Regions from separate parts of the Homo sapiens genome. Here region 2 is linked to region 1. Evidence: chromatin loops called from intact Hi-C (ENCODE). Cell type or tissue: Caco-2. All regions are shown on one strand.

Region 1 (8,000 bases):
TCATAGTCATAACACAATCTTACTCCTCTCTTTCAGAGTCCATGTTATATCACTGCCCATATGCTGGACACTGGAGGTCACAAAATCTCCTAAAACTTTTGGCAACAAGAAACCTAGAGTTTGTTTGGTAAGACAACCCCTCTACGTTGACAGTGAAGCTGGACAGCTGCGCAGCTCAGGGAGTGAGCTGTGGAGTCAGATCCCAGGGCTCACCTCTTTCTTCTCCTGCCTATTTGCTATTTGCCCTTGGAAAAGTCACTGACTTTCACTTTGCCCATGGTTTCTTGCCTGCAAAGTGATAGTAATAATAGTAGCAATCACATCGAAGATACTTGTCAGAGTTAAATAAGTAGCTAGGGTATAAGAAAAGTACTTAACACCTTAGCACAGGGCTTGGTATGTGTGTCATGAGCTTTTCAATTTTTTTCAAATTAAGATAAAATTCACATACCATAAAATGTATCACTTGAAAGTGTACAATTCAGTGGTTTTAATATAATCACAAAGTTGTGCAATCATTATTACTTTCAAATTTCAGAATATTTTCATCATTCCATCCCGACAAACCCTGTGTCTCTTAGTAGTCATCCTCTAATCACTTCTACCTCTGGCCTCTGGCAACCACTGATCTACATTCTTTATCTATAGATTTGTGTTTCTAGACATTTCTTACAAATGGAATTATATCTTACATGGTCTTTTATATCTAATTTATTGCACTTAGCAAGTTTTAAAAGTTCATCCATGTTATGGTATGTATCAGTGCTTCCTTCATTCCTTTTCATGGCTGAGTAACATTCCAATGTATAAATATATCATATTTTACCTATCCATTCAGTAACGAACAGGCATTTAAGATATTTAAGATATTTTCAGCTTTCATATATCAGGAATAATCTATGATGAATTGTGTACATTTTTTGGGGGGGGGTAAATGTATATTTCAACTTTCTTGGATAAACACCCAGGAGTATAGTTTTTGAGGTCCTGTAGTAAATCTGTGTTTAGACATTTGAGAAACTGTCAAACTGGAAGTGGCTGTAGCATTTTACATTTCCATCAGCAAAATATGCGGGTTCTAATTTCTCCAAATCACTGTCATTACTTGTTATTGTCTGTGTCTTTGATAATGGCATCCTAATGGGTATAATGTGATATCTCATTGTGGTTTTAATTCACATGTCCCTAAAAACTAATGATGATGTGATAGACAGAATAATGGGCCCTCAACGATGCCCAAGTCCTAATCCCTGGAATCTATGAATGTGTTATTTTACATGGCAAGGGAGAATTAAGGTTGTAGAAAGATATTATGTTGCTAATCAGTTGACCTTACAATAAGGAGGTTATGCTAGATTACCTGGATGGACCTAATGTAATCACGTGGATCCTATAAATGTGAAAGAGGGAGTCAGATGAAGGTCAAAAGAGAGGGAGAGAGAAAGAGAGAGAAATTTGAAGATATTAGCTTGGTGCAAAAGTAATTGCTATTTTTGCCATTACTTTTCATGGTGTGTATAAACTATGACAGATTTATGTAATTTTTGTCATTACTTTTAATGGCAAAAACAGCAATGACTTTTGCACCAACATTAATACTATGAGACTTCCTTTGAAGATAGAAGAAAAGGACATAAGCCAAGGAATGCAGGCAGCCTCTAGAAGCTGGAAATCAATAAAATAGATGTTTTCCCTGGAGCATTACTCCAGAAGAAGCATAGCCTTATGATAACCATTTTGGACTTCTTAGCTTTAGACCTATAAGGTAATTAATTTGTATAGTTGTCAGCCACTAAATTAGTGACAGCTTGTCACAGCAGCAATAGGAAACTATACAGATGTTGCACATCTTTTCATATGCTTACTTTGCAGAAATGTTTATTCGAACCTTTTGTCCATTTTATAATTGAATTTTTAAATTAAGGAGTTGTAATAGTTCTTTATTTAATCTAGAGCTTTATCATACATTTGATTTGAAAATATTTTCTCTGATTCTAGGTTTGTTTTTCCACTTTCTTGATGGTATAATTTGCAACACAAAAGGTTTTTTTAAATTTTGATGAAGCCTAATGTATGTATTTTTTCTTTTGTTGCTGTGCTTTTGTGGATTAACTAAGAAACCATTGGACAATCCAAAGATGTACTCCTGCGTTTTTTTCTAAGAGGTCCATACTTTAGGTCTTGCATTTGGGTCTTTGGTCCTTTTTGAGTTAATTTTGAATAGTGTGAGGTAAAGGTATGTATTAGGATTCTCTAGAGGGGCAGAACTAATAGAATAGATACATATATATATAAAGAGGAGTTTATTAAGTATTAACTCACATGATCACAAAGTTCCACAATAGGCCATCTATAGGCTGAGGTGCAAGGAGAGCCAGTCCAAGTTCCCAAACTGAAGAATTTGGAGTCTGATGTTCAGGGGCTGGAAGCATCCAGCACGGGAGAAAGATGTGGGCTGAGAGGCTAGGCCAGTCTCTCTTTTCACATTTTTCTGCCTGCTTATATTCTAGCCACACTGGCAGCCGATTAGATAGTGCCCACCCCGATTAAGGGGTGGGTCACCTTTCCCAGCCCACTAATTTAAATGTTAATCTCCTTTGGCAACACCCTCACAGACACACCCAGGATCAATACTTTGTATCCTTCAATCTAATCAAGTTGACACTCAGTATTAACCATCATGAGGTACAACTTTATTCTTTTTCATGTGAATACCCAGTTGTCCCATCATATGCTCTTACATTTGAGCAGTTACTATTTTTGACATAGCTTAATATATAGTATGATAACAAAAAGTATGGTGAGGGAATTATTAAGTTAACAATGAAGTCAGTAGAGAAGATGTTCTACAAAAGATGGTATATGAGTTGAGTTTTAGAAAAGACTAGGAATTAGGTAAAAAATGGCAGAAATTTTATTTAATGAAGGAAGCTTCATGAATAAGAAAAACAAAGGAAGTGAATTTACACATGTTTAAGGAAGTGAATGTATGCATGTTTCAGGAACTGAAATTGATAGGAATACCTGGCAGTTTGAGGACCTTGGAGTGCAGTGACCACAAATAAACAAGAAGAGATGGATAGTACCCCTAAGAAAAGCTCTCTGTACTCCTAACTCTGGGTTTACCCTTTATAGGGGCACTCACGTAGAGAGAATTTAAAAAAAAGGCTGTGTTTTTTAAAATATCTAATTAGTGGAAACTTACTATGCCTTCTTTTCAACAGTTGACTCCCTTATCAATACATAGAGGGTGAGACAATTGTTTAATAGACAATTGATTTAATATAATATTATGATGGGAATGTTTCCACATTGTGTCCCAAAAATATAATTACTCTTCCCAGTGTTTTCAGAGTTTCTTTACTGTCCATAATTTCATATTCATTTTTCTTTTTTTAAATACGATTTATCTATTCTCATGTGCTCCTGTAACTACCTTCACATATGTCAAGCTGTACTGTCATTTGATAATAGTCGCTTTGGAGTTTCATGGTGTGTACAAACTGTGACAGCTTTACCTAATAAATAAAACTGAAATGTCTTCAGAGATTTCACAACTGTCAAATATCATGGCTCTGTTGGGAGATGTTTAGTTTTGCTGGCATTTAATCTCTTATTTTCAAATGTCATTCTTTGGACATTGCTGTTGTTTAAATGTACAAAATTTGAAAAACCACTTTAAGACATCACATAATAGAGTATGCATAATTTAAACTAAGTTTTAAAACAAAGTTTCAAATATTTTCTATTTTTTCATAACAAGTGTGATTATCAATTTTTTATTAGCCATTCTACATATATGTATCCTGCCTTCGTCTAAAGTGCTTCAAGTGTGTGAGGGGAGGGAAGGATGGCTTCCTCACAAATATATTTCTAGGAGGTACTTGGTAGCTTCTGGGGAAGCATGAATCTGAAACAGTATGATTAATTCAGGAACAAAATATGACTTGCCAAAAGAGAAAGGAAAATAGGATAGCATGTGTATTGAAAATAACCAATGTTTTCTGTTGTTGTTGTAATTTTAATTCATTTTTTTCTGGTTTGATCTCAAGCATTTAGTTTTTAGCTTTATGAAGAGACAAAACATTCAACAACAAATATACAGTTTTGGCCTGTAAAAAAATGAAAGCCATCATTCACAACCTTACAATAAGTAAAAGGTGACACACTGGAAATTAACTATTTTTCTTGGACCCATCTGAGAACTGAGATCCCAAGGCAAACCACCATTCTGAAATCTAGACTGATGGGCAAATCCAGAGAGCCATAGCTGAGACCTTATCTGGAACAGTCACTGGAGTCATACTGAACATTCGCTAAAACAAAAACCTATTTTCTCTCCAGTAAAAAGACTTACCAGAGTCTTATCCCACCTAGAGGTAGGGCACTGTTCCAACTCCAGCCTTCTCTAGCATTCCTGTCTAGCCAAAGGTAGGGAGGAGGGAGGAAGCTATATCGCTGGAGAAAACACTTGTGAAAGTCACATTACAGACATGGGCAAACAAAAATATTGACACTTTATCCTGCAGTGATAGAACACTTATGTCACCCACACCTTAGCGCCAAACCAACAGAGGGCGCTGGTATAACAGATTACAGTGGAAAGGGCTATAAAAACAAACCACAAATCAAAACCAGTTTAACAGAAATTAAGAATGTCTCTGATTGGCTCATCGGTAGACTGAACATGTCTGAGGACAGTATCAGTAAACCTGAGGATATGCCCATAGAAACTTCTCTAACTAAAATACAAAGACAATTTTAAAAATAATGACAATAGTATAATAAAAAGAAGAGAACATCCCAGAATTGTAGTCAGTTTCCAAAGATATTAAATATGACACATATATTAGGAATACCAGAAGCCGAAGAAATAGACAAGGAGCAGAAGAAATATTTGAATTAATAATGACCATAGTTATTTCGAAAGTAATGATAGAAGCCAAGTCACAGATTCAGGAAGCTCAATAAACACCAAGAGGAATAAACACCAAAGCATCTACATATAAACATATTGTATTCAAACTGAAGAAAAACAAAGACAAAGATTAAAAGTAGTCTGTTGAAATCATACTATTGAACGTAGTTAGAGAAAAACAAAACAAGACAAACACCTTGGTAATAGAGGAACAAGGGTAAGAATTGCATTAGCCTTCTCATAGAAACAATGCAAACAATAGAGTTGAGTAAAATATTGAGAGTTGAAAGAGAAAAACTACCAACCTAGAAGTCTATATCCATGAAAATTTTTCATCGAAAGTGAGACAGAAATAAAGACATTGCCAGAGAAACAAAACCGAGGGGATTCATTATCAGCAGACTTGCCCTGGAAGAAAGGTTAAAAGAAGTACTCCAGGGAAAAGAAAAGTGATAAAGATCAGAAGCTTAGCTCTACAAAAAGAAAAGATTAATGTCAGAGAAGTAATGAATACAGGTAAATTTTTTTCCTTATGTTTAATACATAAAAGTTCTAATACAGAACTTTTCAAAGTAATATTAGTAACAAGGTAGTGAATGATTATAGGCTACGGAGAGACAAAATGAAAAGCCGAAAGTATTTTTCCCTAGGAAAAACTTGGGAATACTCTCTAATAAGAAAACTACACTAACAGTGAAGGAGAATAGGTTATTTGAAAGTGGAATTAGGTTAGTTAAAAACATACATTGTGAACTCTCTGGCGACCATTAAGATAATTTTTAAAACGAAATATGATTGATATTTTAAAGAAGAGAGAAAATTGAGTTATGAAAAATCACATAAAATCTTATTTAAAAACCAGAGAAGGCAGAAAAACAGGGAGAGGTTAAAAAAGAAAATAAATAAATAACAAGTACAGTAAATAGAAAATTGTTACAAACATAGTAGATATTAATAATTACTTTTAATGTGAATGGCCTGTATACACCAATTAAAATGCAGAATATCCTTAGTAGAAGCAAACAGGACTGAAATTTTTTAGTGTACTTGTGCTTAGCTTCCTGAGCATCTCTTGAGCCTTACAGGAATCTCTTGGTTTTTAACCATTTGCTAATTCTTGTTCTCTAGTCTTCTGTTGATTTTATGAGTCTCTCAATATTATGATTCTAACATATTCCTCTTCTGCTTGTGTTACCAAAGGCCTCATTCTGTGTCTTCCATGAAAATTCTTATCAGAAATAGAACTTGTAACTATTTTTGTATCTGATAAAAATAAGTTGACACATTAGAAAGAAAACTTATTTGGCAACATTTCACCATAAATAAAATTCTGACTTTAGCAAAACATGTTAAGACATGCTATATTTTGAAAGTGTCTCTGAAACATCATGTCATATTTTGAAATCAAATTTACTTTAGCACAAACGATTGTTAATCCAAGTTTATCTTTCAGTAACATTCGGCAATTTGTTTACCTTACAATTATGGTACACTTCACTGCCTTGATGATCGATGTATTGCTAATGAGAATGAAAGAAGAAAAGGAAAATGAGCCACTTTAAGAGGTGAGGTAACAATCTGCAAAAATCACAGTAGCAAATTCACAAAGGCATTTATTGTTGAGATCCAGTCATTAACTACTTGTGAAATGAGATCTGCAAAACAACTCAAAAACGCTTTCAAAGGAAGCAACAAAACCATGCAACAAATAAATTAAAATACAAATCTAAGCAACAGAAATAACCAAAAATACTTCACAAAAGGTCTTCTGGGAAGAGATTTTTAGTAAATTGGTGTTCGATGAAACTTGTTTGTTTTAATCATAGATATGAAACTGTCTATGTTTTACACAAAGCTTAAATATTGATAAATTTAGTGTTTTATGGTTAAACATAATGAAACCTTAGAATAATTGCAATTTTATGTATTTTCAGTTTGTTGAAACCACTGGCCAATTGAAGCAAGTTAACACATCCATTTTCTCTTTAAGATCTTGTTGATCTGTGTTCACAGCTTGGTACAAAGCAAGCATTTTGAATCCATGTGAGTGATTATCATGGCAAAAGTAAGGATATAATTTTATAGCTGCTTTTATTACTGACTTAAAATCAAGGCAAGGGTTCAATTTAAAGACTATGAGGCCACAGTTTCGTTCTCCTATTAAAATTCTAAACTTAAAAGTTTACAGATTTTTGTTTGTTTGTTTGTTTGAACAGAGTTTCGCTCTTGTCACCCAGGCTGGAGTGCAAGGGCACGACCTAGGCTCACTACAGCCTCTGCCTCCCATGTTCAAGCGATTCTCCAGCCTCAGCCTCCCGAGTAGCTGGGATGACAGGCGCCTGTCCCCGTGCCTAGCTAATTTTTTTGTGTTTTTAGTAGAGACAGGGTTTCACCATGTTGGCCAGGATGGTCTCGATCTCCTGACCTCGTGATCCGCCTGCCTCGGCCACCCAAAGTGCTGGGATTACAGGTGTGAGACACCACACCCGGCCTAATATTTATTATTTAAAAATTACTTTTAAAGGATGCTTATCAGATTGCAGGAGGCAATTTTTAAAATCTCATCTTCCCATAGACCTTAAGCTCTTGAAAGCTGTTCTTTTGTGGTAATTTACTCTATATTGGTGGGCTTTGTGATAAGCTTTGAATGACCTTAATGTATTAATGCAATCTATGCATAATTTAATTGAAATAATAAATCTGAGCTGTTCCGTAAAACTATTTTTCATGAGATAATTTTAAGAGATATTTTTTCTGTGTATGGAAATTGAAATGGGGGTCTTTTTTTTTTCCCCAAGGAATAAAAACGTGAGTGCTTATCATTCAATAACTGTAACATTTGTTTATAGCTACATCTAATACAGAATACATAAATCTTGAGGCTGCTAAGCTTTTTTGCACAAAAAGAATACTTATAGCATAATAATAGCATATTGCCTTCCTACTTCATTTCTAAGACTTCTGAACATATTAGAGAGTTGGCCAAGTTTAAAGCTTATGACTCTCCTTTCCAGGTTAAAACAGCCTAGACATTTAACAAGTTACTGTGTTCTACAATTTAAATTCCTTTCTACTGTGACTT
Region 2 (8,000 bases), 170 kb after region 1:
ATGAGTTCAACTTTTTTTATAACAAATAATTTTTATCTGAGAACATTTTTCAGTTTGGAGTATTGCCTATAATACTCCAAATTTACTCAATACTCAAAATACGTTTGTGTAAATACATTTGTCTAACAGCATTTATGGCCATATGATAGATTCTCAACAGTCTTATGCAGGTGAGAGTTAGAATTTGGAGAATTTATGACATTCTTAGTTCAAGAGCATTTCCTTATATCTGTATATTGTGAATTCTTTAAAAAACAGAATTGTTTTCAGGTGCTAGGAGAATATTAATTGATCTTTTTTTTGGCTCTTGTTTGCTTTTTTTCAGGACACTTAATTTCCACTTCTACTTTTCTAATTCCCTTTACCACTGTGATGTTTAGTTTTATATGTCAACATGGCTAAGCTCTAGTACCCATTATTCAATCAAACACTAATATAGGTTGTTGCAATGAAGGCATTTTGTAAACATGGTTAATATCTAGTCAGTAGATTTAAGTGAAGGAGATGACCTTAATAATCTAAGTGGGCCTCATCTAACCACTTGCAAGGTCTTAGGAGCAAAGCTGAGGTTTCCATGAAGAATGTCTACTTCAAGACTACAACATTAACTACTGCCCAAGGGTTTCCAGCCTGTGGATCTACCCTACAGATTTTTAGACTTTTCAGGCCCCACAATCAAGTAACCCAGTTCCTTGAAATACATCTCTTCAATCACCAAATGTCCAAGATTGCCTACCTTCTTTGTTACCACCTTCCCTGCTAGAACCAATGTCTTCTCAAGACTAAATCTCGGGTCTGTCAAGTAGAATTTTCAAAATATTAAAACCATAATTAGAATATAAATACACAATGATCCCAAATCAATGTTTATTTACCACATTAATAGAAATAAACCAATAGTATTATAGGATAACAAGGAAGATATAAATACTTATGTGTGTATATATGTGTGTGTGTGTTCAATGAAACACACATACCAATAAATGCTGAAATAAATTGAATAGTTTAATAAAAACATGCTAAACATCCTACATGACAATAACTTCATATATTTTAATTATAAAATTAATTGTATCTTTTTTTCCTTATTATCAAATTTTGAATAATTTCTTATGCATTCCCTGTAGGAGTGCTTGGATCTATCAGGTGTCAGAAATGTTCTTGGTATTTCTCACTTGGTGTAGAACTTTCTTGGATGTTGATGTTATACTGTGCTAATTGATTTTAAGCTTTCCATTTCCCTCTCTGAACAGTCATGTGATATCAGCTTGATGTTTATTTCTCTATTTACAAACAAATTTGTGTTCATGGTACTCTGTTTTCCAATTATGCTAAAGGAGTAAGTTATATGTGTTTTTATTGGCTCTTCTGTGTTGATTTCAGGCTTTTTTTTTTCTTTTTAAGGCACAAGAAAGGATTCCAATTTTCTAAGGCAACCAGGAATTTAGTCTAAGGCAACCGAGGAATTTATATTATGTTATATATCTTTCTGTATATATTTATTCTATTCTAAGGCAACCCAGGAATTCATATTATATTATATATCTTTCTGTATATATTTACTAATGTTAAATAAATCTACTTGATATGAAATACATGATTTTTGTCTTCTCTACCCTGAACCTTATCTTTTTTTTTTTTTTTTTTTTTTGAGACGGAGTCTCGCTCTGTCGCCCAGGCTGGAGTGCAGTGGCGGGATCTCGGCTCACTGCAAGCTCCGCCTCCCGGTGAACCTTATCTTTCTATGTTTCTATGTACCTGTATTTCCCTCATATAATCTTAGTACATTATCTTTTTCTTTCTACTCAGATAGGATTAATTTTCAAGAAAGATGTAAGGCACTTAAGAGTCTTTACTATCACTGTGCTTTTTCTTCTATGGCTAGGCTATTATCATTTAATTTTTTACATTTTAATTATAGAACTAAAATCAATGACCGGTGTTAAAATTATTTCAAGGGTCAGCAAGTAAATGAAGAAAGTGTAATTTGAGGCATGTTGGGTTTCCTGAAACTCCTGCAGGGTATTAAGCAGCAGCCTACTCATAAGTCTAAACTAGAAGCAAAGACAATCCATTTAGGATGCCTAGAAAAGAGATTATTGTGTCTTCATCTACTTCTCTCTATTCTCCACTCTCCCAAAAAACTTACTCACTTGGGGTCGTAAAATAACTTGGAATGAGTTTTCCTGTGTTACGACTGCTAAAGAATATTTCGTGAATTTTCTGAGATAGGGGAGAAAATTTCCAGATGAAAAAGAATCTTGGAATTCTAATCAGAAATAGATTTCATAATTTTCTCTGTTTGCCTTTTAATTAGTTCTTTCTCTGATGCCGCTTTGATATTTGGTGTCTACCTATAATTTCAAATATAGGTATTTTACCTTCCCCAAGAGTCTGGCTTACAGTCTGACTGAGGTCTTTTCCTGTTTTCATTAAATTCTGTCATCTATGGTAGGTAAGGAGATGATTACATGAAGATCCTGAGCAGACACCACCCTTGCCCTCAGTCCTGTGTAAATTTGTGAGGCAGCACTTCTACTGCCTCATGGTTTGTGGCATTCCAGGCACCTGAAGTGAATCATTCAGATGGAGGTAGTGGTGTAAGGTGAGGATTGACAATAGGAACAGAACACGTTAAACAAGAACCCTTGCATGAAAGCTATGAGAAAGGACAGAGGAGGAATTAAATGGGGCATCCTGTGCATTTTCACTGTTAGGAATCCATTTATCTATTAGCACTGATTTTAGGTATGTTCTAACTGCACTTATAATAATTTACAAAAAGAAATTACTGATAAAATACTACTTATAGATGGTAAAATAAACCAATAAAGATGAAAACCCAGCATTTATTTAAATTATTTAATTATACGGATTTAAATTAAGCATTAAACATGTAATTGTAATACTTAGGTTCATATTTGTGGAATCAATATTTAAGAAAATTCACTCTGCCTAGTTAACGTTCTACACAGCAATCATTAAGAATCCCTTACCTATGTATCAGCTTGGCTCTTTTGTAAATTTTGTTTAATTATAATAATAAATACAATAGTTAATCTTTAACCTTTGCAATTTACAGCTTTTGTCTTACCCCTGCTTAAAAAATAAAGTGTTCATTATGGTATGTCTTACATGCTTTCATAATGTTTCTACAAATAAATATTTCAAACTTATACCTAATCATGGCATCACTACCTCAGTTGTTCAGATACTAAATTTTTCCTACCTAGAATTGTTGAAAATATATGTTTAAAAAAGCAATTGAGATTGTGTATTACACAGACTGCCATCTTGAAGCAAGTCATTCATTGTCTATGTCTAATCACCTGCCTTCAGTCACCTCTCTCCTTTTTTTTCTTAATTTTATTCTTTAGACTTTATTTTTTTGTTTTTTGGTTTTGTTTTGCTTTTAAAGGAGTTTGGGAGGATTTTGTTTTATATACACAGGGAATCCTGTATCCTGTTGACAATAAAGAGAGCCCCATGGTTCAGTTAGTTTTATGGTTGTGTAAGTCAAAAACTCTTTAAAAACTTTCCTAACATGTTGAATGGTCATGAACAGGTCAAACAAATAATTAAAAAAATATATAACCATTACAATTTGATTTCTAGAAGTCCACTTCGATAGATACTTGCATTGTTTAATAAGAACAAACAATTATTGATTTTTTAGTATTAGTGAGTTACATTTGACAAATGTATATTTTAAATCTCAAAATAGTTATTAAGTCCATTTCATAGATGGGATATTTGAGCTTTACAAGTGTTAAGCAACTTTCTCCAAGAAAAATAACTATCATATAGTGAAGAGGGCTCATGCCTAGCCAGTCCAACTCTGAAATCCATCCTCTTAACTACGACTCCAGCAGGCTCAAACCATAACCTGAAGGCCTCTGCAGACCCCTTTAGGAGTCTCCGGAGGCCCCTTTAAAGGATTTTTTGGATAAAACTGTTTTCCTAATAATACTAAGATGCTATTTGTCTTTTTCAAGTGTGTACAGTGATGTTTTCTGGACACTACCTCACAGGTGATATCACAACAGGCTGAATGCAGAATCAGATACAGTAATCTAGATCTCTTCTATTGAGCCAGATACTAAACATATTTGATAAGTTAAACACAATGTCACTTCTCTCTCATCTTTGTATTTTGCAAAACATAACTATATTATTTAAATATTGTTCATGTTACATAATTGATTCATTATTTTTATTACTGAATACATATATATTTTAAGCATCTCTGTTTTAGTTTCTAATGCAGTTATTAACATAGTGCACATATATGAACAAAAAGTCCTTTGCACTCCCAAAATATTTTAATAGTTCAGTCACAACCTGAGACCAAATGATTTGAAAACCATTGGGCTAATCTGCACTATTTATCAATTCTGATTACACATTTCAACATATAATAGAATGATATCCTCTAAGAGTATTTTAATAGCAGTACTACTAAGATTCATGGTTCTCCTATTTTTAATTCACTATATTTAATTTTAAAGATTCTATTCTCCACTTCCACCAGGTGGTCATTCTGATCTATGCAGATTTTGCATTTTTTAATTAAGTTGCAGGACTTTAGTAAAACCAATTGTCACTCTAAATGTGTTAGTTCTTTTTCCTCATTTCATCTAAATACTCATATCAAGTACCATTGGCAACATAACATTCTCAATTTTCTCCACAACTAATAGGCAGTTTTGCAGTATGAAGCTACAATAGAAGACCCATCAATCAAATGAATGGAACCCTGACTCAACAGAGAAGTAAATTCTTGGTAACCACGGGGATGTAAACCAAAAATAAAATTCTAAGCACCTCCCCCCAACCATCTGAATGGACTTATTGCTCACCCAGGACTCTTAAAATTTAACCTGAGAGACTGTTTCAGGCCATGATGGGAAGTGGGGGTCAGATATGCCTCATTATACTTCTCTGGCATTAACATCGACACAGACTTCAAGTCTGATAAGAAACATTTTACAACCTATTCTCTCTGAAGCCTGCTACCTTAGGGCTTCCTGTGCAAATAAGAACTTTGGTCTCTACAATCCTGTATCTTAACCCAGAGATTCCATTCTGTTGATCCCAGGTCTTTAAATAAACTCAACCAATTGTCAACCAGAAAGTTTTAAAATCTACCCATAAGCTGGAAGCCCCCACTTTCTGGACCAAACCAATGTATTTCTTAAGTGTATTTGATTGATGCCTCGTGCCTCCCTAACATGTATAAAACCAAGCTGCACCCAGACTACCTTGGCCACATGTTCTCAGGACCTCCTAATGGCTGCGTCAGAGGTCATGGTCACTCATATTTGGCTCAGAATAAGTCTCTTCGAATATTTTACAGAGTTTGACTCTTTTCATTGACAGAGAAAAGGCAATAAAATAAAGATTCTGTTATAAGGCAATAAAATAAAGATTCTGTTATCCTTTTTATCTTGGCATTTATTCTCATTAACACACTCCTAACTAATGGTCCCTGTCATAGGAGAACAAGGTCAGATTGAAAACAGTATGCAAGAGGTGAACAAAGAGTTTTTAGATTAGTCTATGAGGAGACTATAAAACCAGTAGAAAGAGACAGAAGACAAGATGAAACTTTTTAAGACTATCCATATAAAGTCATGATAGATCCTTGGGAAAAACCATGAGCTCATGTTCACTGACTTTGTAAGAGGCTCTAATGGCCATTGTTTAAACTCATTTAAGCCATGCCAGATGACAGCTTTATCCAAAAATGATGGATTTATGAAGTTCATTTGTGTGTGAGACTAAATATCTGTTTTTCTCAAAGCATAATTTCTAAGTGTTAAATGAATTCTCCATAGAACTCACAAGAGATGTTTGACCTCAACTGGATGCCATTACAGGTTTAGTAAAATCATTAATGAGTAAAAGATTAAGCGATCACAGTATTAGCTAAATACTTAGCTAACTCAGCAATGACATTTACCAAGCTCATTTTCTTATTTTAAGAAGATTACAAAAAAATGTAAACATTAAACTATTCTTCACTAAGACAGCTAATGGTTCATTGGAGCTGCAATGGTTTCCAATAAAGATAAGAGGAAAATAAGCCTTTTTTTCAGTCATTTTACTGTGATAAACTATATCTAAGAAACTAATATTGATAATAAAAGGAATAATACATTATTTTGTGTACTGGAGAGGTAGAAAGGAACCTCATATACAAAGGGGAAATATTAATAGGTAAGATCTTTTTTATGAGAAGTGAGTTTTTGCAACTTTATTTTACCTTTTTCCAGAAAAAAGATAGAAATCGTAATTAATATCTAAAGTTTTGTATTTATTCTTCTGAACTTGAATTTTATTTAATGTACAGAATAAGTAATTTCTACAAAGACCAAAATGTTGGTGTGTTGTTGAAGGCATGTCCTGCATTTAATTTTGCTCTGTAGTCCACCTTGGCCAAATGGAGCTAAAGTACTGACAGCTCTTAGTCACGTTTATTCTTAGTGAACTATTCTATTCTCAGTGAACTAGCCCCAGTCTCTAGGATTGTCCCTCTCATGCCCCTTTACTCTGCTCTTTCTTTCTTCAACTAAATTCTTCTGCCTAAAGCATGTTGGAGCTGGGATTTCAGAAACAATGAATGTTTAAGTATTAGCATGCAGGGTATTTATAATATGAATTATAATATATCTATTCACACTATGTGTTCTTTCAGAAATAATTAATAGTACCTAAAAGATAAATTTATCTTGAATTTAATCAGCTTCTTTATCAATTCATAGTAGATGACAACACATAAATGTGTAAGAGATGAACAAGGTATTGCAGAAGGTGGAAGAATAGCGTTTGATACAAGAAAGAGAATATCTTTGCATATATTATTTTAATAGGTAGTATGATATAGATTATTTCATACACTGATCAACACCTTCCCTGATGCATCTATATTAATCTACATGCATGGTTTACTTATGGATATGTAAAGGCAGTAATGAAACGGGTTTGGTCCAGGAAGAGCTAAGGAAGCAGTGCACTTTGGGAGTTGTAGTACTTCATTCAGTGTTTCTGGCTGTAGAAAAATGTCGTTGATATCTGGGAATAAACCTCTTTCTCATAAGAAAATAATCAAGGACTGTTACTTTCAATCAATCATCCAGTTAAAATCTGAAATGATAATAATAAACAAAAAACCTCTAAAATTGGTCTGACACAATTTTGAATTTAAGGGATAAAAGATTTCTGGAACATAGGGGAAGAAAATAGAAGGTTTCCTACAAAACAAGGAAAGTCATTCTTTACACAGGAACACTGAATACTAAAATTCTAGAACAATGACAGATATTTTTAGGGAAAAATGTTGTGATTCAATATAACATACTCTTTATGATATTGTATTTCATATGTTTATGAAACAGAAGGACTTGCTTTCGTATATAATAACTCAGATATACACACATCTCTATAATATGTAAAATGGAATTTAGTCAATGGAATTTGAGAGAGAAATCAAGTAAATAATTCATGATTAGGGATGTTATTATAAAAGTAGAAGCAGTGAATATTGAAATTGAATAACAAAAACTTCACTCTAAATAAATGTTATGAATATGGATACAAATATGATTACAAATAAAAATATAAGTATGCATAAAGAGTTATAAAATACTTCTCAGTAATCACTGAAGTATCCAAATCATTCCATTATGAATATTGTCATTGCTCCTAAGTATGCTATCGTGTATGGGTTATTTTCTTCCATGAGGCATTTGTATTTGATGTCTGCAGGCTCTACATACCGGGGAACACTTTGCAATAAATATCTATCCATTTGATGTTTTGGATACTACCCAGGTAGGTCCCAAATATATATAAGGCCACAACGTTACAGAAAGTTTTTATCCTTTTTCAGGTGAGATATAATTTTTCCCACCACCTAGTGCCTTGCTGGCTCTTCTGCTAACTTTCCCATGTGATCTCTCCAAGCAAACACTGAACTTTTCCCTCTATTCCCACATACT

What was found. Hi-C counts contacts between places; a loop is a spot of excess contacts. Peaks named below come from ENCODE experiments on the same cell type or tissue, not always from the same donor. Only the 100,000 strongest peaks of a DNase experiment are listed, where the experiment ranks them.
Region 2: it touches region 1 in a loop (4-fold over the local background); 2 of 110 quality-filtered maps call a loop at or near these places.

What each region holds. Positions count from the first base shown.
Region 1 is chr4:166,319,958-166,327,957 of GRCh38, forward strand. No RefSeq gene overlaps it. Among named protein-coding and RNA genes, the nearest start is that of TLL1, 450 kb to the left of the region's middle. RefSeq lists an enhancer at 4,658-4,827. In Caco-2, a CTCF peak has its summit at 4,566 (motif pointing right); a DNase peak (open chromatin) is centred at 4,574.
Region 2 is chr4:166,489,260-166,497,259 of GRCh38, forward strand. No RefSeq gene overlaps it. Among named protein-coding and RNA genes, the nearest start is that of TLL1, 620 kb to the left of the region's middle. In Caco-2, no CTCF peak of the experiment used is centred here; a DNase peak (open chromatin) is centred at 4,912.